Regions from separate parts of the Homo sapiens genome. Here regions 1, 2, 4, 5, 6 and 7 are each linked to region 3. The links are chromatin loops, found by intact Hi-C in ENCODE. Cell type or tissue: heart left ventricle. All regions are shown on one strand.

Evidence for each region. A loop is a pair of places that touch in the nucleus more often than their neighbours do. Peaks named below come from ENCODE experiments on the same cell type or tissue, not always from the same donor. Only the 100,000 strongest peaks of a DNase experiment are listed, where the experiment ranks them.
Region 1: a loop joins it to region 3, with 2.7 times the contacts of the local background. A loop is called at or near these places in 33 of 110 quality-filtered maps.
Region 2: a loop joins it to region 3, with 3 times the contacts of the local background. A loop is called at or near these places in 13 of 110 quality-filtered maps.
Region 4: a loop joins it to region 3, with 6 times the contacts of the local background. A loop is called at or near these places in 39 of 110 quality-filtered maps.
Region 5: a loop joins it to region 3, with 4 times the contacts of the local background. A loop is called at or near these places in 72 of 110 quality-filtered maps.
Region 6: it touches region 3 in a loop (5-fold over the local background); 14 of 110 quality-filtered maps call a loop at or near these places.
Region 7: it touches region 3 in a loop (15-fold over the local background); 64 of 110 quality-filtered maps call a loop at or near these places.

What each region holds. Positions count from the first base shown.
Region 1 is chr1:76,322,947-76,326,946 of GRCh38, reverse strand. The region is part of intron 2 of ST6GALNAC3 (ST6 N-acetylgalactosaminide alpha-2,6-sialyltransferase 3); the gene reads right to left. Among named protein-coding and RNA genes, the nearest start is that of ST6GALNAC3, 250 kb to the right of the region's middle. In heart left ventricle, no CTCF peak of the experiment used is centred here; no DNase peak of the experiment used is centred here.
Region 2 is chr1:76,033,045-76,037,044 of GRCh38, reverse strand. No RefSeq gene overlaps it. Among named protein-coding and RNA genes, the nearest start is that of ST6GALNAC3, 40 kb to the left of the region's middle. In heart left ventricle, a CTCF peak has its summit at 1,785 (motif pointing left); no DNase peak of the experiment used is centred here.
Region 3 is chr1:76,152,747-76,156,746 of GRCh38, reverse strand. The region is part of intron 1 of ST6GALNAC3 (ST6 N-acetylgalactosaminide alpha-2,6-sialyltransferase 3); the gene reads right to left. Among named protein-coding and RNA genes, the nearest start is that of ST6GALNAC3, 80 kb to the right of the region's middle. RefSeq lists a silencer at 2,357-2,466. In heart left ventricle, CTCF peaks have their summits at 2,249 and 2,452 (motif pointing left); a DNase peak (open chromatin) is centred at 2,466; H3K4me3 peaks cover 955 bases; H3K27ac peaks cover 373 bases.
Region 4 is chr1:77,142,058-77,146,057 of GRCh38, reverse strand. All of the region lies in intron 9 of PIGK (phosphatidylinositol glycan anchor biosynthesis class K), which reads left to right. Among named protein-coding and RNA genes, the nearest start is that of PIGK, 75 kb to the left of the region's middle. In heart left ventricle, a CTCF peak has its summit at 2,311 (motif pointing right); no DNase peak of the experiment used is centred here.
Region 5 is chr1:77,132,561-77,136,560 of GRCh38, reverse strand. The region is part of intron 9 of PIGK (phosphatidylinositol glycan anchor biosynthesis class K); the gene reads left to right. Among named protein-coding and RNA genes, the nearest start is that of MIR7156, 74 kb to the right of the region's middle. In heart left ventricle, no CTCF peak of the experiment used is centred here; no DNase peak of the experiment used is centred here.
Region 6 is chr1:77,531,738-77,535,737 of GRCh38, reverse strand. The region is part of intron 12 of AK5 (adenylate kinase 5); the gene reads right to left. Among named protein-coding and RNA genes, the nearest start is that of ZZZ3, 150 kb to the left of the region's middle. In heart left ventricle, a CTCF peak has its summit at 1,841 (motif pointing right); DNase peaks (open chromatin) are centred at 1,874 and 3,647.
Region 7 is chr1:77,124,717-77,128,716 of GRCh38, reverse strand. All of the region lies in intron 9 of PIGK (phosphatidylinositol glycan anchor biosynthesis class K), which reads left to right. Among named protein-coding and RNA genes, the nearest start is that of MIR7156, 67 kb to the right of the region's middle. In heart left ventricle, a CTCF peak has its summit at 2,275; no DNase peak of the experiment used is centred here.

The DNA.
Region 1 (4,000 bases), 170 kb before region 3:
TTGTTTACTATTGTTTGATAAGCTCTAGTCAATGCAATCAATATTGAAAAGAAATGAGAAAAAGATTATTTAAAAACATTGAGATTGCATACCTAAACAATGCAAAAAAAAAAAAAAAAACCCAAAACTTCCAGAACTTAATTAGAAGAGTTCAGTATAGCAACCAAATGCAGGAAAACATATATAAAATTAATAGTATTTTTGCATGCTAAAATAGTTACACATATCATTTTAAGAGCTGGCACTCAAGATAAGAAAAATACAAAATATCCATGAATAACAGTTTAGCAAACATTTTTTAAGCTCCTACTAGATACCACAGGAAGTCTACTTGAAATGTACATTCATAGTCTTTTTTAGCAAATTACTTAACAATTACTTGTGTAGATAAGATATTAGTAGAAAAGGCAATTGTTCTAATAGTGTCTGTTTTCAAGTTAACATTTAATGCAATTCCCATAAATATTCCACCAGAATGGTGAATGAAATTATTTTTGGCAAATAGTCACTCTCTCTACTCTCACCTTCATAGGAGGAGTATACTTCCCACTCCATTGATGTTGGACTTGCCCATGTAACTTGACTTGACCTCATGGTGGGTGAAGTGCACTTTACTCCCCCCTTCATTTTGGGCCTCCCTTTGATCAATGGGATGTTAACAGATGTGAGGCCACCAGAAGCTTGCAATGTGCTTTCAAGATTGAACTTAGTCTTTTGTGCTTTTTCCACCATGAGAAGAATATGCCCCAGGTGGCTCAATGGTCATTGGTGAAGAGAGACACATGAAACAGACCAGGACCCAACTTGCAGCTTTGGAACTAAGCACAGCCGATCTCAGCCTGGATGGCAACTGGTCCACAAAAACATGAGCAAGAATAAACAATTGTTTAAGCCACTGAGTTTGGGTGATTTCTTACACAGCATTATTATGCAAATAGTTTTCTGACACACCCAAGATTTCCCATCTACTTAATAAAATGATGCTGAAATTCATACAGAGGTGAATTTATTAAAGATTTCTGAAAAAAGATGAGCAAAAAGAAGTAGGTCTAATACTACAAGCAACAATTATATAAAAATAGCATTTACCAAAAAAATGTTGATCAATGAAACAAAATAAAGAGCACAAAAAGACCAAATATATATATATATATTTGTGTGTATGTATACCAATGGTAGCAATAATATAATAATAATAGTAATAATAATTGTAAAAATAATTATTTGTGACAAGTACTAGATTGTCAGAGCTCACAGGACAATATTTTCAGCATGTCTACCATTCCGGGGGCATGCTGGAAATATTGTCCTGTGAGCTCTGGGAAAGATACCTGAAAGATAGCTAACTTTCTTCAATCCAATAAATATCATTAAACACTATTGGAAATAAATAGTTATTGGCAAAATACAACACCATACCAAGCCACCAAAAAGTTATTTACTTTCTACCTTTTCTTCCTAAGAATATCACAAATAATTTACCTTGCAAAAAACTTGGGCTGCATTGCAATAGAAAAAACTGTTATAGTGTGTAAGTATAGATGAAAGAGATTAGAAAGCCACACTGACTTGCACAGCTGTTCCTGGGGAATCTTTGAAGAACTTGTACTTCTTAAAGAGGACAGGAATTATTTCTAGAATACTCACTATTTCTCTGCCAAAATATTTATTGTATTAAATACAGAATATTAAAACAGTGATGTATTCACAATGCATGTATCTTATACATCCCTGCCCTATGGGGCTAGACTAGTATATTTCAAATTTTTTCAATTCACCTTCTCCTATGGTCTTCTCCATCTCAGTCAATGACAATTCCAACCTTCCAGATGCACAGGTCAAAAACCTAAATACCTTTTTTAAAAGCAAACCTTCCTGTATCCAAGTGTTCTCATTGTTCAATTCCCACCTATGAGTGAGTACATGCAGTGTTTGGCACATGTATACATATGTAACAAACCTGCACGTTGTGCACATGTACCCTAGAACTTAAAGTATAATAAAAATATATATATGTGAAAAATTAAAAAAATGAAAGTGCAATAATTAATAAAAAAAGCAAACCTTATATTTTGGAATAGTTTCAGATTTATTTAAAAATTGAGAAGATAGTTACCATATAGCCCACACTCAGTTTCTCCATTATCAACATCTCGTATAGTATAATACATTTGTTACAATTAATTATTATTAACTCAAGTCCATACTTTACTCATACTTAGTTTTGATCTAATGTCTTTTTTTCTGTTCAGGAGCCCATCCAGGATACCACATTGCATTTAGTTGTCATGTTTCCTTAGGACACTCTTGGCTGTGGGGGTTTCTCAGACTTTCCTCGTTTTTGATAACCTGAACAGTTTAGAGGAGTTGTCATCACGTGTTCTGTAGAACGGCCCCCAATATTTATTTGTCTGATATTTATCTCATGATTAAACAGGCTTATGGGATTTGGGGAAGATGGCCTCAGTGGTAAAGTGTCGGTTTCATCACATCATACCAAGGGTATATACTACCAACACCATTTGTCACTATTGATGTTAACCTTGATCACTTAGCTGAGATAGTGTTTGTCAGCCTTTCCACCACAGTTACTATTTATTCTCCTTTCCATATTGTAGTCCTATTAAGGGAGTCACTAGGAGAAACCCACATTTAAGGAATGGGAGAATATTCACTTTTTAAAGTATTCCAAACAATATATTTATCTAGACATTTTAAATCCTATTCTTTAAATGATAGTGAAAGTTCTAGAGTGTTTCACAGATATACATTGCTTAAAAAATACTTCTTCAACCGGGCATGGTGGCTCACACCTGTAATCCCAGCACTCTGGGAGGCCAAGGCGGGCGGATCAGGCTCAGGAGTTCGAGACCACCTTGGGCAACATGGTGAAACCATGTCTTTACTAAAACACAAAAATTAAGCCGGGCATGGTGGTGCACACCTGTTGTCCCAACTACTTGGGAGGCTGAGGCACGAGAATCACTTGAGCCTGGGAGGTAGAGGTCGTAGTCAGCCAAGGTCACACCACTGCACTCCAGCTTGGGCTATAGAATGAGACTCCATCTCAAAAAAAAAAAATTCTAGTAATAAATACAATATGTGCTCATTGTAGAAAATTTGGAAAACATGTTTTTTAAAAAAATTCTAAAATTTACAACCCAGATATAGACCATCACAGTTAATATTTTGAAGTATTATCTCCAAACTTTCTTTCTATGACTACATTTAAAGAGTTAAAATAATCTTTCACATGTTATTCTACCTTCTTTATTAGCCTTTAACATTATGAAAAAATTTTATTTATCCCTAGGCAAAAAGTGTTTTCTTTTTTACAATTTCAGAGCCTAGCACAGTGCGTTGCATGTAGTAAATTCAACAAATGGGATTCCATGAACTTACTGACTTCATGAATTGGCAGACACTCTGTGAAACCATTTAAAGGAATTTGTTGACTAGGATAGTCTTAGGTTCTTGTTTTGCCACACAGGACAATGAAAGACACTAGCATAGAATCAATACTTTGGGGGCCTTGAAAAATTAGTTAAATCAGTAAAATAGTATGTACTCTGTAAGAGCTAAAAGAAAATGGCACATAAAATACTTAACACAGTGACTGTCATTTAACCTAACCACTGAGGTATTACAATTTTATTTATTTATTTCTAGTCATTATATTCAATTATTTTTCAGAGATATTTTATTTTTGCTAGAACTTTGCTTCCCATGTATTTTATTCATTCTTAATCATTTTTATAGTCTGTGTTTGACACAGGCCTGCAATCCCTTATCTAAAATCATTTGAACCAGGTATACTTTGGGATTCATAAATGTTCATATTTGAAGAAGACAACAGAGCAAATACTCAAATACACATATTATGAAACACCACAGCAGGGTATTTCTAGAGGTAATTTTTGTATTTTTACAAAATACAAAATTTTTGGGCATGGTGGCAGGTGCCTGTAATCCCAGCTACTCGGGAGGCTGAGGCAGGAGA
Region 2 (4,000 bases), 120 kb after region 3:
GAATGTAATTTGTTTATCCAGATCCTAGAGTATTAAGAGATTTGTGCAAAACTGAAATTTCTAAGTTGATTTTGAAGATTCCAGATGTTCCATTATTTATTCAAAATGTCAAATACTATATCATATACAGGCTTGGGGTTAGGTTTTCATGTAAGGCTAGAGTAGGATAAAACATACTGTTATGTATCTTTTAATAAAAGGATTAACAAGGGAAAGATATTTGTCTTCTATTCAGAAAAACTATTTAGCACTTATAGAGCTTTGATAAAATCAGGATTGTCAGAATCGTGATTTCTGGAGAAATATTAGAATGATCCAAGCTTCACTGCACACCTTTGAAATCAGACTCCCAATGTGCAATCACAAAGCAGGTGGGAGCTGGGGTTTGAAATCACTGTTCTAGATTAACTGCTTTCTTATTGGAGAATATGCACAAGAAAAAAACCAGAAAACTCAAGAAAGAGGCTAAAAAGCCTACCTCTGTACATTTCAGGGCAATAATTCTGTAAATTTGTCATCATTTGCAGTCTTAATAATTCCTACTCTCAGAGCCAGCCCAGCCTCAAAAATCTGCATTTTAACAAACTTTCATGTGATTCTGGTCTTAGGGTACCATTTTCAAACATTTCCTGTGGGCTCACTTTAATAAGAATGTGGCTGTTGTTAAGCAAAATGCTTTGTGCTATGAGAGGAGAATGAGAGTTGAAGCAATAATATTCAAGGTATGCAGTATGGTTTCACATGCTGTGATTTATTGATGATGATAAGTGATAGGTCATTCTAATCAGTCAAATTATCCATCAGGTATTAGTGTTGTGTTCCAACATTGAGCATCCCATGATCTGTGGATCCCTTTTGACTCACACGCTAGTTCCACAATGAAAGATTAGAGTTGTGCCCTCATAGAAAAATTGCTGGGGATAATGAGCATGCCATTTTCTCACTGACATTCTTCTATTAAATAATGTAGGTAATTTAATTTGTATGGATATACATTCTTTCTAAGGGACTTAAATATATCCCAAATCTCAATTTTTAAAGTAGCCCATAAATAGTTAATATATCATAAATTGGTCTTCATGCCAAAAGGTTCCAAGAAATTCTTCACATATATCACCTCATTTAATCCTAACAACAGCCCTATGAGATAGATACTAAGAATATTCCTATTTTACATATAAAAAAGCAAGGTGTAGAGACATTAAGAAACTTCGATACAGTCATGTGGCCAGTAAGTGCTGGAATCAAGATTTGAACTCACATCTGTCAGACTCCAGACTCATGTAAAAGAACCAAAGGCACATCCAGGCCTGGCTGATTCTCCCAAATGGACTAAAAATATGGGGAAATGGTTATATTTTATTGTATGGTTTAGACTAAGGAGCAAGAAAGCTGCTGCTCCTTTTCTGGACCGGGAGAGAATAATGGAGAGTGGTCTTCATTTGCCTAGTTTTAATCTATGATATGATGATGCTCAGCAAGCAGTGGTTCATGTAACCACTCTCATAGGGCTCTCACAGTTTAGTCCTCAGCCTGAGCACTGCCCACCGTACACCTTTCCAGAGAACATCACATCCATGTGTAATGGAAAAGCTCACGTATAAGTAAGGGGGCTTCTTGTTTAATTTGAAGTATATTGCTACAAATAGTTTTCTGTTTGGATATCAAATCATCTGGGCAGATATATGAAACTGATGGGTTGAGAATAGGTGGACATTTTTGAAACTCTCAAAGGCAAACAATGCAAGGTCCATAACTGTAAGCTACTAGGCAAACTGATGCCACCTCCTGACAAAGCCAGGACATTTTAGACTGTGAAATTATAGAGGAGGAACAGTCAGTTATGAATACAAAATGCTAACTGCAAATCACATCTCTGGCAATCTCAACTACCGGAACATAGCCAGAAACTAAAAAACAATAAAAAAAAATGACTTCTGAAACAGTAAAAGAGAAATCAAAGCCCATGTGCTTATCTCATACAGAAAAGCTTGGCTGTCACTTAGATCTTACTGACTTCTACTTTAGAAACAATTTTAGGAATCAACCCAAATGCCCATCAATGATAGACTAGATAAAGAAAAGTGATACATATATACCATGGAATACTATGCAGCCATAAAAAGGAATGAGATCATGTCCTTTGCAAAGACATGGATGGAGCTGGAAGCCATTATCCTCAGCAAACTAACGCAGAACAGCAAACCAAACACCACATGCTCTCACTTATAAGTGGAAGCTGAACAATGAGAACAATGGACACAAAGAGGAGAACGACACACACTAGGGTCTTTTGTGGGGTGCAGGGCAAGGGGGAGGGAGAGCATCAGGATAAAAAGCTAACGAATTTGAGGCTTAATATCCAGGTGATGGGTTGGTAGGTGCAGCAAACTGCCATGGCACATGTTTACCTATATAACAAACCTGCACATCCTAAACATGTATCCTGGAACTTAAAATAAAATAAAATAAAGATTTTTAAAAAAGAAACAATTTTAACAAAGTTGGTAATCAGCAATAAGTGGGGCAGATGCTAGTGTGAAGCACATTCATAGCCCCAGTAATAGCTGATAACTGATGGAGAAAAAAATCTTAAAAACTATTTTTAAAAATTCAGAAATAGAAAGTTACCACAGTGTGAGAATAAAAAAGGGTAATAGTTCAAAGCCCTGCATGTCTCCTGGTCATAAGGACATCATTCTACTACAGCCTATTAGATTCCATTGTATTACTGATAGACACATTAGTCACGGTCCATCAGAAAGTCATTCATTAATATGCTGCCTACTGTTTAAAAGGTAGGGAAGGATATAATCATTTGAGAAAGAGGCAAGGAGAAAGACTTTTCACTGTTACCTTTTAATCTTAGGGCCATGTTGTTTAGTCAGCTTGGGCTGCCATAACCAAATACCACAGACTGAGTGGCTTAACAGAAATTTATCTTCTTACAGTTCTGGAGGCTGAAAGTCCAAAACAAAGGTGACAGCAGGCTTAGGTTCGTGAGGCCTCTCTTCCTGACTTGTAGATGGCCTCCTTCCCACTGTGTCCTCACATGATCTTTCCTCTGCATGCATGCACTCCCCATGTCTCCTCTTCTTATAAGGACACTGGTTCTTTGTATTAGGGCCCCACTCTTATGACCGCATTTAACCTTAATTACCTTCTCAGAAGCCCTATCTCCAAATAGAGTCATATTGAGGATTAGAGATTCAAAATATGTATTTTGGAGGGAGGGGGGACAACAAAACATAACAATGTGAATATAATACTTATTCAAAAAATGAAATGAGTTTAAAAATAAAAAAGCAAACATTATCCTGCTGCCTCCCCCTCCTCCAGTTTATTGAATGTCTACTACGTGCTAGGTGTATGGTAGTACTGGAAGAAGATTAATCACAATAGAGGGAACTCACAATAGAGTTGCAAAATGAACAACAAGATATTTTAATATTTAATTTCCTGGGAAAATGAACAGTCATTTTCAAATGATATTTCTAAGATGTTGCTGTATACAATGTATCAAACATAGTATATGAGGTATGAAGTATTCTGTTCTCTTTCCATCCTCGTCTACTTTTATTCCTCTCTTTTCCCTTCTTAATTCTTTCTCTCCTCTTATTTCTTGCTTATATTTTCGGTAACTCTTCTTGTTCTGGATTAGGGCCTCTCATTCAAGTAGCCTGGAGACCACTGAAAGTTTCAATTCACTCTTGCTCATTTAAGAGAATTTAGGGCTCAGTAAATATTCTCACTTTTATCTCACGCTCTTGCTTAGGATGGAGGGTAGCAAGGATTCTAGTTTCCACAAAGGACTTGCTTTCACTCCTTTACCTTTCCCGTGTTATTAATATTTCAAATATCTTCTGCTTACTTACAGAAATTTATCCAATGAAGTATGATTTTGTAGTCAAATTATTGTACAAAGGGACTGAAGAAATGTGATTCTGGTTTCACTCTTTATTGTAAAGACCTATAGAAGGCCAAGAAGTCAAGGCAAGTG
Region 3 (4,000 bases):
AAAAAGGCCAGGGCTTTTTGGAGAAATGACTGATTCAAGGACTAGGGCAGAAGATGTACAAGATAATCCTGGAGTATCTTGTAGTGAGTGCCACAAAGAAAGCAAGAAAGAAACACCTCAAAAACAAAAACCCGCAATGATGGGGGTGTGTCAAAGGGACACAGGAGTCACGTGAAACAGCTCCCAGAGGCAAAAAAAAAACCAAACAAAATCTAGTAGTATACTATTTGATTATAACTCAAAGTATGGAATAAATCTCTATGAGTCCATATTGATAGAAATAAACAATTGAATACGTAAATAAATGGGGAAGAAGAGAGAAATTTTCTGTGCAGAGAAATTTCAAAAATGTTTATAGGTACTGTGCTCTCTGAGGGTGGAATATAACTCCCCCTCCTTAAGTGTGGACTACACGTGGTCACTTTCTTGTGATAGTACAGTATAAAAAAAGGAGAGGGGACAGTAACTTTACGAGAAGAAACCTGACAAACACCGTCTCAGCGAGGTGATGACGTTCAACATCTACAACGTTAAATCATGTTAATAATATGTACCCTGAATATGATGTGATAAGAATGGCATTTTCTCTCTGCCTTCTTCCTCTCAAAAACCCATAACCCCAGTCTAATTATTAGAAAACCTTAGACAAATTCCAAAAGAGGAACCTTCTACTAAACTCCTGAGCAGTACTCCTCAAAACTGTCAAGGTCATTAAAAACAAGTTTAAAGTCTGAGAAACCACTACCGCCAGCAGGATCTTAAGAAGACATGACAACTAAGGTAAGGCGGTATCCTGGGTAGGCTCCCGGAGCAGAAAAAGGACACTAGGTCAAAATAAAGGAAATCCGAATAAAGTATTGGCTTCAGTTAATAATAATGTATCAATATTCCTTCACTAATTGTAACAAATGTGTTATGCTAATATGATTAAAACAACAACAACAGGAGAAACTATATGTTAAAAATAGGAGGCCGGGCGCGGTGGCTCACACCTGTAATCCCAGCACTTTGGGAGGCCAAGGCAGGTGGATCACGAGGTCAGGAGATCGAGACCATCCTAGCTAACACGGTGAAACCCTGTCTCTACTAAAAATATTAAAAAAAAAAAAAAATTAGCCAGGCGTAGTGGCGGGCGCCTGTCGTCCCAGCTATTCGGGAGGCTGAGGCAGGAGAATGGCATGAACCCGGGAGGCGGAGCTTGCAGTGAGCCGAGATTGCGCCACCGCACTCCAGCCTGGACGACAGAGACTCCGTCTCAAAAAAATAAAATAAAATAAATAAAAAAAGGAGAAAGTGGGGGAACTCTTGCTATATTCATAGTTTTTCTGCAAATCTAAAGCTGTTTGAAACAAAGTTGATTAAAACAACCAAAAATTACCCATGCCTGGCACATAGTAATTCTCTATAATAATTTGGCTGTAGTGACGGTAGCAGTAGTACTCATGGCTCCAGTGTAGGCGCATGGAGGAGACGGGGGTCGGGGGGCAAGATTTGCTGAGTCCTTTATGTTCTTCCTGTGGGAATTTAGGTTCAAAGGTCCAGGAAATAAACTGTCACTGTGCTGGTCACCACCCAACAACCACTTCTAGACCCTGTACCAAGGGCAGCAAAGCCCGTAGCTTTATAGTGACTTTGTAGGGAGGAGGGCACTCCCCGATTCCCACAAATAAAGAGAAGGTCACCCTCACATACACACATCCTCCAAGGCAAAAAAAATAAAAAATAAAAAGATTGGTGGAAATGCAAATGCAAAGAAAATGCAAAGATTTCAATCAAGAGGTGTTTTGTAATCAGAAGGAACTTCTAATCAAGGGCCAAGAAACTGACCCCACCCAGTGGCTGCCAGATGACCTAAAAACCCGGAAGTCAGAATGGTGGTTTTCGTTAAATGGTAGCGCTCCCTGGTGTATTGAGCTGGTGAAATATGGCTTGTATTTCCCTTGCCTGCATGCAGTCTTAAATCCTCCCTCAATAGAAAATCTCCTGTCAGGCTGATCCACACTAACCACGGGCACTCCTGCTCTCCCCAAAATAAGCAAGATCAGCCCAGGAAGTCAAGTCCTCATCTCCTGTCAGATGTCAACACAAGCATGCTACGGCCACATTGCAACCAGGTTAGGGACAAAGAAGAGCAGCCTGGATGTACAGCATTACCAAGGCGGATGCTTCTGTGAGCGTCAAAAACCCTGGGTTACAATCACGTTTCACTAACGAAACACAAACAAGCAGTGGCTGTGCTTCATTTGCAACAGGCGTTTCCAGACACTAATATTGCCCACACTTGCTTGAGTTGGAGAATGTCTTTACATTCATAACAAACCTTGAAAGTAGAAGCTGAGACACAAAGTAGCAGCTTAAATGCAGTGCTCTTCGGGGACTTCACTAAGAAACAACCTGAGTGTTCCCCAGTACGATTGCTTTAAGAGTGACGAGAGCGCCCTCTCGTGGGGGAGAAAGGGCCCTGCATGCAGGGTGCAAACCTGTGAGGGCCAATGCACCACCGGCTACGGGGTCAGCCTGGGTTGGATTCATGTGGTTGGTGCCTGCTCTGTTTTCTCCTCCTCATGATCTTGGTGGTGTTCCAAGAGAATTGTCCACCCACATAAGCAAGAGAAAATTCCAGGGGTGAAATGACTGGACTATTTTTAAGCCGACTGGGCCAGGTTGGGTTTCATGTCTCTCCTGATCAGTGTTTGCCTGAGTTTGCAGCTCATTCTCATCACGGAAAAAGCCCTCCCGACTACAGACGGCGGGACAGGCAACTCATCACTGTGACGGAACCCAAGCCAACTCTTTAAGCCAGTGGGCAAGGTCTTAGATAAGACACCAAAATGGAGAAAGTTGCCCATTGCTGAGGGGCGCCCGTTTGGACAAACAGCAAAATGGGGCCAGCCAAGAGCATCATTTCAGACAGAGAAAAACGAGAAGGGAAGGGGCTCAGAGGCATTGGCCTGAAACAGAATATGACTAACTGTTCCCTGTCTAGGTCAACTCCTTAGGACATAAAAATAAGCCACTCAAACAAAGCCATGGTTAGTGTTTTAAACAAAATATAGATATGTTTAAAACTTAGCAACACAGGACAAGTTATACCAACAGCAAAACACAGAAAAATCTGAGGTGAGGGAGTAAGGAGTAAGTCCCTTTGCCTGAATTCATGCCATGTTTTATTAAAGTGAACAAGGAATAGCCATGCTTGAAATCCCCTCCCCAAACGGCTTTGTTAGCTGGACACAGCCACTCCATCTCAGGTGTAATTTCGCACGCACAGGCAGGTGAGGTCCTGAGTTGGGGACAGCTCTCTGGCGGTGAGACATCTCCCCAGAGGCTCACAGGTACACTCTAGCCGCCTATGGGTCTATAGGAGCCCTGGGGAAGAAAAGATGGAGTTTCTGGTTTAGATTAGGTTATTCTGGCAACAAAAAGGAAAGGGCAGGGGAGGAGAACATTATCAGTGTCCTTCAAGAACGGGCAACTTCAGAGGGTATGCAAATAGGCAATAGCTATAGGGGAAAAAAAATTCACAATGGCATCCAAAAAATGTAACTTAAATTAAGGATGTTACGTCATTTTCCACCTATCAGAAGGGCAAAATGAAAAAGCATGACATATCCATTACTGAATATCTGAGGAAAGAGACACCAGACACCACTATTAAAAGGAGCAAAAATGGTCTTCCCACTTCTGGAGACCAGTTGTATCCAATATCTTCAAAACGTGCATATCTTAAGGTCCGGTAATTCCCTTCTGGGAACTCTAAAATAAGACTTGCACAACATTTTCCAATAGGAATATCCCTAAAGGTTTATGAATGACCACATTATAGAGCTTATATTTTGGGCTTCAGGAAATAAGAAAATAAGGACAGAATTCAACCACCAAAAGGCATCTAAGAATTAAGGAAAATGTTGGTGGAACCTCTAAACCTTTTCTCCATGTTCCCAGTGGATATGGTCTATGGCTGATCCCATGATGGGAAATCTCTGCCCAACGGTCAAAA
Region 4 (4,000 bases), 990 kb before region 3:
TCATTTTTGACTTCATAGTGGGTTTATCATGGTATTAAATTCATTTTCAATTTACAGTATTTTTTATTTACAATGAGTTTATTGGGACATAACTCCATCATAAGTTGAGCAGCATCTGTATTTATTCCTCATTGAATTATGTTGATCCCTTTGTCAAAAAATCATGTTTTGGGGGTCTATTTCTGGACTTTATTTTGTTGCATTGTAATATTTCTATCTTTATACCACTATTACATTCTTGATTATTGTAGTTTTATAGAAACTCCTGAAATTATATAAGTCCTCCAAATTTTTTTTTTCATTTTCAAGGTTGTTTTCAGTGTTCTAGGTTCTTTGCATTTTCATATAAGTTTATGAATCAGCTTGTAGGTTTCTTAAAGTAAAAAAAGAAAAAGAATAAAAGCCTACTGGGATTTTGATTGGGATTGAATTAACTTTATATTGGGCTGTATCACAGCTTAACAGTATTGAGTCCTCACAATCCGTGAGTATATCTCTACAGTTATTTAGATCTCATGTAATTTCTCTATATTGTTTTATTGTAGATATTTCCTACACATTTTATTAAATTTATTCCTAAACATTTTGTATGTTATTTTTAAAACATTACATTTGTTTGTTGCTCAAATGCAGAAGTATTACAATTGATTTTATATTGACTGTTTTTCTGAGATCTTATTGATTTGGGGTCAACCCAATTCCAATCAAAACCCCAGCAGGCTTTTTATTTTTTTATTTTTCGGTAGAGATTGACAAGCTGATTCCAAAATTTATATGGAAATGTAAAGGACCTACTATAGTATATATTACATTATTGAACATATGGATTCTAGTCTATTTATAATATTTACTAGGAAATTAAATCAAAAGTTAAATTTACATATTCAATAGTAACATCTCTTTGAGATTCGGGTAAAATTGATTGTGAAGAATATGAAACTATGATCACATGATTCGCTTAAAATTGCTGATAGTAAATTGATACAATTATAAAACTTTATGAACCAAAAATTCACCAAAATGATTCAAGTAACAGTTGACAGGATTTCTCCTATACTTTTCTACATGTTACTATATTTTTCAAAGTGATTAATTTACTCATCAGTATAATTCCACATTATCTCAGCATTTTATTTTGTCATTTATTTTATATTGTTATTTACAGCTGTTTGTCACTTCAGTTATTCAAAAGCTCATTAAAATGAAATTTCAGAAATTAGATGTGATTCGTTTAATTTATAAAGGCACCAAAACATAATTAAATTACTCATTTTGTCATTTTGCATATGGATAAAGTTCTTATTGTTATAGTTTCAAAATGGATTGGTCATATCATGGGTAGTTTTTTGTTTTTGTTTTTTAGCAGTTTATTTCACTGCCCTATCTGTAATTAACAAAAGCGTCTATTGAGTTGCTTTATGACTTCTAAGAAATCAGTATATATAAATAGTATAGCACAACATAGTACCATATCCCTTTGTGTTAATAAAACATCTCTAAATATAAATTGGCAAATATGTTTACTAGGAGTAGTAGTTTCCAACTAATGTTTATTAATATTCTTAAATATGTCAAAGCAAAGTTAATTTTAATTTAAACACTAAATGCATAGCACCTAAACTTTTTGATTGTATAAAATCTACAAATCATATGATATTTATAAAACAATTAGAGGCAAATTCATTTGGATTTTTAGACGATAAAGTTCTGTATCATATGGAAAAATAAATTCTGAGACCCTTAAGGTTTCTTTTAGTTCTTTGATTTATGTCTTTTTGATTTATGTGACTCTTCTGATCTTTGCACTAATTGTAATATTATTGTTCCACTCCACTAAATTAAATCTTACCATTCTAAATGAGTTAACAGACTTACTTATTGTCTACTATCTGACATTATAGGGGATATTACAATATAATAATAAAAGCAAAGTCATTGGAATCAATAAGCTCCTAAATTCAGATCCTCTGCCGTTTACTAGCTATGTAACCTTGGGAAAACTACTGGACCTCTTCTGTCCTCAGTTTCTGCATCTGTAAAATGAGAATAATAACTCTACCTCATATAGTTATTAAAGTAATTTTTATTTTGCTTAGAAAGCACTTAATTCTATGCCTCAAATATAGTGAAGCACTCAGTAAGTGTTAAGTATTATTGAGAGAACTTATCTCACACACTGATAAAAATTAATTATTGCTAGAATTCTATTTGAACTGCATTTTAGCCATTTAGCTGGTTATCAATTCTGCTTTCAGTAATATAAACTAGTTATTTCATATTTGGTGGATTCTCATTTATAGAAATACTATACAGAATTTGGAAATTGTGTTGTACCAGAAGATGGCAGTAGTATCATATATTTGTATATAGGGAACTGTCTAATATTTTTAAATGCTGGCGATCAAGGTAGGTTATACCTTCAAATAAATTATGATTGTTGTTTTTTCAGGCAACTGGTAGAGAAAAATAATTTTGATATTGAATTGTCAGTTTATAAAGGTTGGTAAAAATTTCTCTCTATATGTAAATTTTTTTATATGGCTTTTATTATGGGGGAAAAATGGACCTGGTAAATGATACAGACCTGCGGTCTTTGCTTATGATATCCTTTATGTTGGATATCAATTTTGGGTCACAAAAATTTTTTATAAAGGATGGTAAAAATTTCTCTCTATATGTAAGTGTAGGCTTTAAAAAAACCTAACAATATGGAAGTTTATCTATGAAATAGATGAATCTATCAGATACTTATGGCATATTTTTAGATATTAGTTTCCATGTTATTAAATACTTGACCAAGAAATTGAAGGGTCAAAAAAAGTTAAGGGGTGTTTGTGTGTGAGGATTATTTATTACTAATTAGTAATAAGACAATCTTTATTTCTAGCTTATCATTGGGGAAAGTGTATTCCATTTTAAAAATTGATTTATACAATAACACTTTAGGATTGTAGCTGTTAGGTAAAACAAGAAGGAAAAGACATTTACATTAATATATAAATCTGTAATCCCATTTCAGAAATGTCAATTTTTGTTGGCATAATGGTGTGCCTTGCTACTGGGTTTTCAAATATTCTACAAGTGAAGTATGGCCAAATTGCCCCCTCCTAGTGCTAGAAGAAACTTTTAAGGCAACATGATCTAGTAGAAAGAGCACGGAGATGAATGGACTTGCATTCAAATTTTGCTTTTTTTGGGTTCCCAATATGGTTTGACTCTGTGTCCCCACTCAAATCTCATCTGGATTGTAATCCCCATGTGTGGAGAGAAGGAGGAAGGTGATTGGGTCATGGTGTGATTTCCCCCATGCCATTCTTGTGATAGTGAGTGGGTTCTTATAAGATCTGATGGTTTTATAAGTGTCTGGCCTTTCCCCTGCTTGCACTTCTCTCTCCTGCCACCATATGAAGAAGGTCCTTGCTTCCCCTTTGCCTTCTGCCATGTTCGTAAGTTTCCTAAGGCCTCCCCAGCCATGTGGAAGTGTGAGTCAATTAAAATGCTTTCCTTTATAAATTACCCAGCTTGGATATTTCTTTATAGCAGTGTGAAATGGACTAATACAGTACCTTATTTAATCTCTCTAAGACTCAGATACTTTATCTGTCATAGGGTGATCTACTCTCTACCTTCTGAGTTATTTTGAAGATTGAAGGTAGTGTATATAAAATGAACATACTTTGTCAATGCCTTTTTAAAAGTGTGCCATCTAAAACTCATCACAGTCATATTGATGTCTTCCTCCAGTGCAAGAGATACAATGAGCAATACAATGCCATCTTTATTTGGTGTATTATAGTTCTGTTTCTATAGCTTGATTTGTGTTTTTATCAGCCATGCCATCTATAGCCCATTCTGACAGGAATTATTATTAGCCTGACTTTCCCATACTTACCAGTGTAGCTGACTTAAAAAACAAAACAAAACAAAACAAAAAACAACTCAATTTCAGGATTTATGCCTATTTCTTTATGTTTTTATCTTACTAGTGTTAATTCAGTAT
Region 5 (4,000 bases), 980 kb before region 3:
TTTTTTTTTTTTTTTTTTTTTTTTGAGACGGAGTCTCGCTCTGTCGCCCAGTCGCCCAGGCTGGAGTGCAGTGGCGGGATCTCGGCTCACTGCAAGCTCCGCCTCCCGGGTTCACGCCGTTCTCCTGCCTCAGCCTCCCAAGTAGCTGGGACTACAGGCGCCCGCCACTACGCCCGGCTAATTTTTTGTATTTTTAGTAGAGACGGGGTTTCACCGTTTTAGCCGGGATGGTCTCGATCTCCTGACCTCGTGATCCGCCCGCCTCGGCCTCCCAAAGTGCTGGGATTACAGGCGTGAGCCACCGCGCCCGGCCGACAGCAAACATCTTAATAGCAACAGCGGAAACCAAAAGATAGTACAGTAATACCAATAAAGTACTGAGAGAAAATTACTATTAGCTTAGAATTTAAGCTGGCTAAGCTACCATTAAGGACTGAATGAAAAATAAGGACATTTTCAAACATGCAAAAGCTGAGAGTGTTTGGTATCAAAATACCTTAATACCTAAAGGGATGCACTTTTTGAAAAAGGGAAATGAACCAGAAAAGAGGTCTGAGTGTAAATAGGAACGCTGTAATAAATTGGTAAAATGTGAGTAAATTTAAGCAAAAACTGAATATATTTTATAATTATGATGATAATGACAATGACAATAATTATTTGGGGAGTAAGATAAACCAAAGTATTAATGTATTTAATAACAACATTGTGTAAGAGAAGAGGAAGTGATTGGTTAAAGTATTCTGGAGTTTCAGCTTTTTTTTTTTTTCCTTTGGGAAAAGGGTTGTAAATTTTAATAGCTTTAGACAGTGAGGAAAGTATGCAGTTTACATTTTTAGAGTGATTAATAAATGAATAGAAATAGAGGAAATAAGATCAGAAACATTGCAGGAGAAAAAGTGAAATTAAAAAATCAATGAGAAGGCAGTAAAAGGAGTGAAGAGAAATAATGATAATTTTTTAATCACATTTTAAATAAGTGAATAATAATAGTTTATAACAATACTGCATTAGGATAAAAAGAGGCATAACTACAGACAGAAAATATAATGATATTAAATAGTTGAAAATGAAAGGATTACAGGCAACTACTGCTCACCAAAAGAAAGCTTAAATACTTATAGTGTAAAATATATACATAGTACATATACATATATGTGTATACACATAGTACATAGTACATAGAGTATATAACATATAACATTATTAATCATAAGCAAGATAACTAAGTAAAGGTTTATCTCATCAGGAAGAGAAAAGCATGTTAAACTCTTAATTAGTAATATAACCACAAAATATTTAAAACAAAAATTTACATATTTAAAAAACAGGTTGATAAGTTTATCATTATAATGGAATATTTCAGTATTACATTATCAGAAACCAATAAAAGAGCCATCCAAAAGTTTTAAAATTAAAAATGTAAGCAACATAATCAATAAACTTGAGCCAAGAAATTGAACAATTAGGGAATAAGCATTCTCTTTAAGACCAACTGTAATGTTTACAAATATTAACCAATACTAGGCCAAAAGAGTAAGTCTTAATAACATAAGGTGTTGGAATCTTGAGGAGCATTTTTTTTCGGATCACAGTGTAATAGTTATAATCATGAGTAAAAAAGAATTGTTTAAAACATATATTTGGGAATTTGAAAACACTCTTTGAATAATTCTTAGAATAATATTTAAAAACCTATGAAAATTAAAAAAATACTTGGGACTAAGTGATAATGAAAATATCAAAAGTAGTAGTGTACAATTTCTACTTCTGAACAGGATGGAATAATTTGCAGTAGGCTTATGAGCTCACCAAGAACAATTAGGAAAGGCAGATTAAATCGTATTTTTAAAAATATCAGATGTAGAAGCAATGAGGACTGAGAATCTAAAAATCTAGATTTGGGGAAACTTCTCAGAGATGAGCTGAGAATCTGTAGCCAATTTTTCTCTGTAATCATTCGCCAATTCTGGGAGTAGACCAAAGGTTGAGAATCTGGGCTTGGCAGTGGGCCACTGCTAGAGTATAGAGAAATTTCACCAGCAACATTTTTGGTGACTGTGTTAGGCTAGAGTGACATAATTGTCATTCACTCAAAATAACTTTCCTTTTCAAGATATTTGCCTCAATCATATTACCAATTTTCCTTTCAAAATACTTGCCAAATTCTAAAACTAAAGGGAAACTAAATTACTAAGCAAAAAACATCTGATAACCAGAGCTATGAATTTACTAGTCTTGTATTACTGAGGAGATAAACATCTTCAGGATGAGAGCCCCTTAAGAATGTACCAGGTAAGAGGTGACAGCTCTGGAGATTGTGGTGAACTAATGCTGACAGTTTCTAGCCACTTTTTTCTCTTGGGTACACTTGCTTTTTCCGGGTGCAGCAAAAGCAGAAGTCAGCAGACTATGGCCCATGGGCCAAATCTTCTTGTTGCCTATTTTTTAAAATAAAGTTTTATTGGAAAACAGCCTTATTCACTGATTTACATATCATCATGGCTGCTTTCATACTATAATGATTGAGGTGATTAGTTGCATAGAAAAGTCACATACCTCTGCGCTATAGGTGAGAATTTGGGCTTGGCCTCTGATAAAGGGTTACTAACGGGGACAGAGTGATCAGTACAGCTTTTGGCAGTTCAGTGAGGCTGGCATGCCAAATTCTTAAGCTGTGCAGGACAATAGTCCAAAAATGTAAGTCAGAAACCTTTGAAAATTATATTAGAAATCTCTATAGTCTTACTCTCTCTGTGTTGAGACAAAGACCTGCCAGGCTTTCAACTGAAAACCTTGAAGGGCCTCACCATTAGAATAGGGCCACATTAAGGTGTAATGAATTAGTTTTATCAAAATTTTCAGGTGGTCTAAATTCAGCTCAGTCCCTGAATGAGTAAAAGTGATCAGAGTATCACTCTTAACTGCCCAGCAGAGGAACACATGGACCTTCTTAAGTGGAAAATAACACTGTATATAACCTTTCTTAAGTATGCAGTTTCCTACATCCATCAATTAAAAATTACTAGTACACCGTAATCATATACCAAGAGAAAAACAAAACACAGAATATAGAAGCAAACTCAGAAGTGATCCAGAACTTGGAGGTAGTAGACAAAAACTTTAAAATAACTATGTTTAAGATGTTCAAGAAAATAGGAAAAATATTCTTGAAAATAGATGAAAAGGTGGGGAGTTTCACCAGAGCTTATAACTAAAATAATGAACATTCTAATATTGAAAAATATGGTATCTGAAGTTAAGAACTCAATCGATGGCTTAACAGCAAATTGGATACAGAAGATGATAGAATTAGTGAACTTGAAGACAGTACAATAGAAAATATTGAAACTGAAGCACAGAAAAAACAAACAGTACGAGATATGTTAGACACAGAAAAATGGTCCAACATGTGTGTAAATAACATCCCAAACTAGATGACAGATTGAAAATAAGGAAGAACAGACAATATTTAAAGTGATAATAAACATTTTCCTAAACTAATGAAATATATCGGACCACATATTCAGTTAATTCATTGTAAGCAAAATGAATGCAAAGAAAACCACAATTTGCCACATCATAGTCAAAATGCTGAAAAAACATAGAGAACAAACTTAAAAGCCTGACAGAGAAGGAAAGCCTGACATTATCTTTAATACTGACATATTATTACAATCAGAACCATAAAACAATAGAATGACATGTTTAAAGTGGTGAAAGGAAGAAAACTTTTAACCTATCATTCTCTACACAGCAAAAATATCTTACATAAGTGAAGATGAAATCAAAATGTTTTTCAGACAGAGAATTTGTTGCCAATGCACTTGAAATAAAATAAAACTAAATGAAATTCTTCAGCCAGAAATAAAATGATTATAAAGAGAAACAACAAAATTCAGTAAAGAATGAAGAGAGCCAGAATCAGTAAATATATCAATTAAAATAATTGACTATTAATCAGACAAAAAACCCCACCATCTTGTTGAGTTTAAAGTAT
Region 6 (4,000 bases), 1.4 Mb before region 3:
GGTCCCAGCATTACACTATGGTGCAGCTGGGACTGGACTCCATAGCTCCCCCCTTCCAGGTCAGTTCCCTTCTACACACTGCCTCAGAGCTGTCTCTTGCCCTCAGCTTTTAGGCCACCTCACGTGATGCAGACGAGTATATGCCACCCACTGCAGCCACTGTCTGTCTTCTTCTGCACTGAGAAGAAAGGAGTATGTATGTGTGAGGGGGTGTTTCCTCTAATGTGAAGCCTTTCCTGACCACCTGAGGCACAGCTAATCACTTCTCCTTCAAGCCACCGTGATATAACAGCCACAGGTGGCATTCTGTGGCTGTGCCTGTACTGTGTCAGGTGAGTGGGGCATAATGCTTTAGCACACAGAGGCTGGAATCAGGCTGCTTAGGGTCAAACCCTGGTGTCATGACTTGTCTCCAGGATGGGCTTCATCAATTCGTTATCTCACTTTACTTGTAAGCTACTCTCCCACTGAGACACAGAAACACCTTGAATCTGACCTGTAACTATTTTGACCAACAGACTGTAGCGGAAATAATGTCCATGCTTTTAGAGTCTAGGTCACAAGAAAGTTTGCAGTTTCTGTCTGGTTTTGTGGAACACTTGCTGCAGTGGGGAGTCCGCTGCCATCTAAGATGTCCAACTATCCTGAGACTGCCAGGCTGAGAGGAAGCCCAAGTTAGCCATGTGGAGAGGCCATGTGGACGGAGATGCCCTACCAGCCCCCAACTGTTTTAGATATCCCAGCCCTGGCTCCAGACATGGATCTCAGCCCCAGCCACTGTCTGAGTGCAATTGCATAAGGAACCCCAAGTGAGAACCAGCCCGCTGAGCCCCATAACTTCCAGAACCACGAGAGATAATAACAAATTGTTCTTTAAAGTTTTTATTTTCTTTTCTTTTGTAAGAGATGGGGTCTCGCTCTGATGCCCAGGCTGGAGTGCAATGGCTATTCATGGCATAATTATAGTGCACTATACAGTCTTGAACTCCTGAACTCAAGTGATCCTCTTGCCTCAGCTTCCGGAGTAGCTGGGGCTACACACACATGCCACTGTGCCAGACTTACATATTGTTCATTTAAACTGACTTCCTCATTAACTAGAAGTCTGACTCAACTTCTCTGCATCTGAGTCTTCTCATTCATACAATGAGGATGATCATAGGATTGCTGTGAGGATGAAATAAAATTAAATAAGGTAACATACGTATGCTCCTTGGCATACAGCAGACACTCACTAACGATTCACTGTTACGCTTATTTCCTCTATGAGGCTTAGGTTCCCCGTGTGCAGGGATTAAGAATTCTCTGCTCCTAGTCCCAAGTCTTGCACACAGTAGGTGATGAAGAAATGTTTTAATGAATGAGTGATGGTGGTATGATCTGTGTTATGAGTCTCCCCATCTCCATATCCTTCTCTTAAATGTTCTTTTGTCTCTGGGACATGCTTACTTTGCATCCTCCTCCAACCCTGGATCAGAGGAAACCATTACTCCCCCTGACCTTGCCACATTCGAGCTGTGAGTAAATGAAGGCTTGCCACCACTGTAGAAAGTGTGTGGGGTGGGATGAGAACAAAGTTCAGTCAAGAAGAGGATGTTTAGGCAACACGGAGAACTCGTAATATCGTGAGTTGCCAGACAGTGTTGGTCAAACATTTATCTACCTCCTCTGAGGGGTGTACTTTAAGGAACAGAGTGGAAACATTCTCCAAAATCGACAACAGTGCAATAAACCTCTGGAATAGGTCATGCGACTTTTCTGTCTGTATTAATTGGAAGGAAAAAAAAAAAGAGCATTTGTGCAGCAAGAAAGGCTGGGTGAGGGTTTAGGAAAAAAATGACCCTTGTTCACCAGCAGAGGGCGAGCTTGGGAGGCGGCTTAATGTTCTCCCTGAAACAACTTTGGGTTAGGGTTGCATGAGACAGCCAGGCGATTTTTCCAATTGTGGGGTTATTTTCAGGCCATTTGTGGGGACAGGAAAGATAATTCAGGGACACAGGTACAAACAGAGATTATATGTCACTGAGCAGGAGCCGGCAGCAAATGACCTTTTAGACCAAAATAAGCACGGGGCAGAGAGGTAGCTTTTTCTTCCACACTGATTCCCAAAGTGTGGCCCACGGACCAGCAGCATGTCATTTGGAAGCTTGTTAGAAATATAGACTCTCAGGCACAACACGCGACCTGCTGAAGCAGAATCTGTTTTTTTTTTTTTTTTTTTTTTTTTTGGTGACAGAGTCTTGCTCTGCAGCCTAGGCTGGAGTGCAGTGATGTGATCACTGCAACCTCTGCCTCCCAGGTTCAAGCAATCCTCCTGTCTTAGCCTCCCAAGTAGCTGGGATTACAGGTGTGCACCACCACACCCGGCTAATTTTTGTATTTTTAGTAGAGACGGGGTTTCACCATGGTGGCCAGGCTGGTCATGAACTCCTGACCTCAAGTGATCCACCCACCTCAGCCTCTCAAAGTACTGGGATTACAGGTGTGAGCCACCGCACCCAGCCTAGAGTCTGCATCTTAACCAGATCCCTAAGTGAGTCTTCACAGCATCATAGTTTGAGAAGCTACTCTGACAAGCCATTTTCCTGTGCCAAAACTAGGGGGTTTGACCTAACCTCTCTCTCCTGGAATCAGCACTCTCTTCCTATATAAAAAGCTATCGATCAGTTATTCTATTTGGAAGTGACCTGAACCATTTGTTTTTAATACCTAAAATTTTTTGAAATGTTTCAATGAGATACCATCTAATTTTTTTCAAAATGCTTCGCTATGTATCATTAGAAAGTCCCTTGGAGTAGCTGTCTGGTTCCTAGCTCTGCTCTTGTTTTCACCGGACTGTGGTTAGTCTTCAACATCAAGTAAGCAGACGAGCAGAGAACTCTGCCCTTGGCTGAATGAATCAGAGACTTGGGGACATTGGCCTGCCCCCAACATCACCCTGCTGGCACCCTGGGGCTCTGGCACCAGCCTCACCGGATTCTCCATGGCCTTTGGTTTTCAGGGGACCTTAGTTAGAGCACAAGTGCCCTTGGAAGGGCTGCTGAGATGCCATCAGCAACATTTCAGCAGCTGGCTATGCTTCACTGTGCTAAGGGCTTTACAAACAGCCATCCCATAAGCCCTCTGGCGCTCTTGCCGGGAAGTATGATTATTCCCACTTTAAGGATGAGGAAATGGAGGCCCTCAGAGGTTAACCTTCCCAAGGTCACTAGGGACTAGTGAGTGACAGGCCTGAAGCAGATACATGTAACCCCAAAGCTTGGTGACCTCACCCTGATGGAGAGAGCCAACGCCTTCAGAATGAAGTTTGGGCAAGAAGCTGAGTGGGCCAAATGGAACCAGGAGAGGGGGGTGGGGCCGTGGGAAAGGGAGCGAGTGGGGTGGGGTGCCTACTCACTTATTTTATTTTTCAGAAGCTGCCTCTGCTGCCTCTTGGGATCTAGTGGGACTGAGAGGTGACAGCATGCTGGCAGCCCTCACAGCCCCCGCTCGATGTCAGCGCCTCCTCCGCCTTGGCGCCCACTCTGGCCGCGCTTGAGGAGCCCTTCAGCCCGCCGCTGCACTGTGGGAGCCCCTTTCTGGGCTGCCCAAGGCCGGAGCCGGCTTCCTTAGCTTGCAGGGAGGTGTGGAGGGAGAGGCGCAGGCGGGAACCGGGACTGTGCGCAGCGCTTGCAGGCGCGTGCGCAGAGCTCCAGGTGGGCGTGGATTCCGCGAGCCCCGCACTCGGAGCGGCCGGCCGGCCGGCCGGATGGCCGCAGGCAGTGAGGGGCTTAGCACCTGGGCCAGCAGCTGCTGTGCTCGATTTCTCGCCGGGCCTTAGCTGCCTCCCCGCGGGGCAGGGCTCGGGACCTGCAGCCCCCGCCATGCCTGAGCCTTCCCCCCCACCTCCCCCTGGTCTCCTGCGCGGCACCAGCCTCCCCGACGAGCGCAGCCCCCTGCTCCACGGCGCCCAGTCCCATCCACCCTGAGGAGTGCGGGCGCAGGGCGCGGGACTGGCAGG
Region 7 (4,000 bases), 970 kb before region 3:
AATATACATTAACTCCTGATAGATTTAGTAGAGTTCAGAGTAAGTGCTCAATGATTTTGACAAGTTTTTTCTCTGACATCCCCCAGAACTCTACACTACTATTTTAGAATTGCCTTTGACTCTACACAGATAGTTCCTTGTGCATTCAGGTTAGCTGGTTGTGTGAACTTCTGGAAAGCCTGCCTATAATTTTTACCATACAAGAAGTTACTTTTAAAGTCTCTCAAATGAGAAAAAGAGTTTATTTTTCTGGGATTTTATTATATCAGCTTTACTGAGTTGCTTGGCAGGTCTTCTTATTTAACTGGTGTGTGCATTTTTATACTACATTGGAAACTGACAGTAAATAAGATGTGTATCAACAGTTGGGCCATAAATTAGTGTAACCTTAGTTCTCTTTGGACTTAACTTGCTGTTCTCTGCCTCATATTATGTCTTTTTTCCCTGGCTTACCATCTTTCTTGTGCTTCTTTAAAGTAGCTTTTAACTGAAGTTCTATTTTCATATCTTCTCTCACAAGTTTTTAGTTTGATAATTAGAAAAATAGTGATGCAGGGAGTTTGGAGGGGATCTCATTTTGAGGGAAATAATGTATTAAATTGTTTTCTCATTGCTGTATAATCTGTTTTCACAAAAATAATCTTTAGTGACTCTTGGGACCTTTCTGAATTTGTAATAGCATTTTGTGTTTGTCTCCATTGACCAATAAACTTCAGTTTTCTTCACTCGGAGTGTCTTTAAATTTTCAGGTTTATCAATTATATCTTGTACAATATGTGTTATCTATTATATAACTATATGAACATTTAAAAATGCAGTTTAGGAGTGTGAACTTTTCTATCCTTTTTTCCAAAGATTGTAAGAAGAAATTAATTTGATTTCTCTATTATTTCCTTTTAGTTTCAAGTGCTTCTTTGAGCTGTCATTTTCAAAACAGGTTATACTAACTATTGGGCTACCTTCCTATTTTTGGTATGTGTAGAGAATTTCTTCCTAATGATTTTGGATTACTCTAGATGATGTGTCTTTAATTATTTATTGATATTCTTAATTTTTAGTTTGTTTCTAGCATAGCACAGTGTCTCTGCTTTCTTGTTCGTTTTGTTGGCTTTATTTCCAGTGTTTGGAAAGATGCTTTGGCCTTCTACCTGAAATAAACTATGTAATTTTATGTTTATTTATTTGTGATGGGGTCTCACTATGTAACCCAGGCTGGTATCTAATTCCTAGGCTCAAATGATCCTTCCTCCTCAATCTCCCACGTAGCTGGGACTATAGGAACATGCCATCATACCTGGCTGTATGTTATTTTATACGTGAATTGTCTGATCTCAGTGTGGCACTATAGAATATAAACTTTACTCTTTCTGAGTTAGAGAGAACCTTCTGTGTGGACACAGTAAATAATTTTACAGTGTTATTTTAGGAGTACTTGGATAGCACAGAAGAGAAAGATTTTTCAGGCACTGGATAAACATGAAAGAGAAAAAGGATACAGAAAGCACAGGGGGATTGTAAAGACTAACTTCATAGGCTTCATAATTTGCCAGGAGTATTTTATTTATGCAGAGGATTTGGACAGTATTTTAATTGTCTTTTCATTTGAGATGGTAGTATGACTCTATTGGAGTCAAAATCCTATTATAAAGTAAGCAAATACCATGTGTTGTCTTCTACAAAATCTCTATTTAAAAAAATAGTAAAGCAAAATAAGGAATGCACAGCTTTTTCCATGTAGAAATTATTCCCTTATTAAGTTATTTAAGTAGATTTTCTTAGTGAAGGACCTTGGAAAGAGATCATGGAAAAAGAACATTCTTTTAGGGGGGCTTCTGAAATGACTCAAAATGTTAAGTAAAAGGAACACTTGGATGACTTTAAGAAAAGAGAACTTTACCATTTTACAGGAGAAAAGTTCCAGGTTCCTTTAGGATGGCTGCCACATGTAAATTGAAATTAATATTTGTAGTTTTCTCATTCTGAATTATATATGGTTTGTCAGAGACCTGACTAATAATGATTTGCAAGATGGGGCTTAGAATGTATGGATGACCTTAAGGTGACAATCTTGGGAAACCATGAATTCTGGGATAATGGAAGACACCTTGCAAAGGACAGAGTGGGGCTGTGGTGTCCCTTGGAGTCGTGGTGGTGAAAGGAAAGAAGAAAGCAGCTGAAGATAAGGGCACTATGGGAACAAGATGATTTTTTTTTTAAGACAAATCTTGTCCCTCCCACCACAAAAAGTGCCACTTATTAAAGCAACTACACTTCAGTGAAGCCACAGAAGAGGGTGCTGTTGAACTGAGAAACCTAGTAAGTCAGCTTACCTCCGTTCACCCTCCATTGCAAGATAACTTGTTACTGCTCATTCTAAAAAAGCCAATACAAATAATCCTCAACAGAAAAAGAAGCCAGCACCTTTACAAAGTCACAGTAAGTATAAAACAAAATTAAAATCAAATCTTCTTAGTAAATTACACACACACAGAATGAAAGCACAAATAAAAAGGGAAGAAATCAAAGAAAAATTACAAAACAGGAAAACTGAAATGAAACATCTGAACACGAATAACCTATATTAAACAAGCAATTGCATTATGAAAGGACACCATGAATCAGACATTCAAAAACTCACAGTTGAAATGGACAAACAGGAAGATATGTGAAACAGCAGCTGACTGAACTCGGGAAAGTAAATGGTGAAAAAAGACAAAAATCATCTCAGAAATGAAAAGTAAATCACAAGGTAGACAAGGGAAGATAGATATTCCAAAAGTTCAATAAAAGACGTAAAGAATGGAAAGAGCCAAGAAAATAATCTGCAATAAGAGAAATAAAAAGGATCAGAAAGAGAATTTTCCATATATTTAGTTCAACACCTTGAACTAGGAAACAAGTGGAAAATTAACAGATATGGTATTTAAAGTTATAATAAAACTTTTTTTGAAATAAAATGAGATCTGAATTTCCATATTGAAAGGACTCCTGTTTCCTGTATACCTGGGAAACTTGATTTATAACAATCAACTTTTAAGATATAGTATTAGACCTTAAAACAAAAGGGAAAATAAAAGCTGCCTGAGCTTCTAAGCCAATAAATTAGTAATTTAAAAATTAAAAGTAATTAAAAATGAAAATAATTAACATAGAACCAATTTAGCATCACACTTCTTGATATCAAAATAAAGCAAGAAAGCAATGGACATGTGTTTTTAAGAAATTATAAAAATGAGTAATCATTTTAATTGATTATGAAACACTGGATAAGTAAAATACTCATATATCCACAGTGATACTCAAGATTACTTGTGAATTGCATTTGGAAAAAGTGCTGCTGTTATTAAGAAACATTTCAGACATATCCTTGGTTGATAAACATTTTGCTGAAATATTTAGATGTGAACTGTCATGGTATCTGCAGCTCACTTTTAAATGTTTCCGTGAAAATAATATAAAAAATACAGAAACATGTTTGGAATTTTTCATAACAGCTACATGGCATTTTAAAAAGTTATTCAAAACAAGTTGCCAGATTTCAAATATTTTTGTATACCTAAAGAATATCTTTTATATTGAGTAAGAGACATTTTGTGAGAAAAAAATGTATTTCATCTTGTTTTAGATTTTTGGAAGAGCCAATGAAGAGTGACTTTGTCATATTTCTTTTATACTCTTAGAATTAATGTCAGTGATTTAATTTTTATTTTTTCAGAAGATATTTATTAAAACTGCTGGTGCCTTAACAGGAATCAAGGCACTGGAATCAAACTGCACAAGTGGTCACTGTATTCTTCCCACCATTGACCACAGTAGAAAAGAAACAAACAAAAATACATCATTTGCACTTAAGAATGTCCTTGATAAGGAAGGAAAAATATTGAGTTGTTCGCTTTTTTATTCTTGAGTTGTATTTATGCATTCTTAATACAAGTCCCTTTTTGGTTATATGATTTGCAAAAAGTTTCTCCCATTCTGTAGACTGTTTTTTCATTCTGAT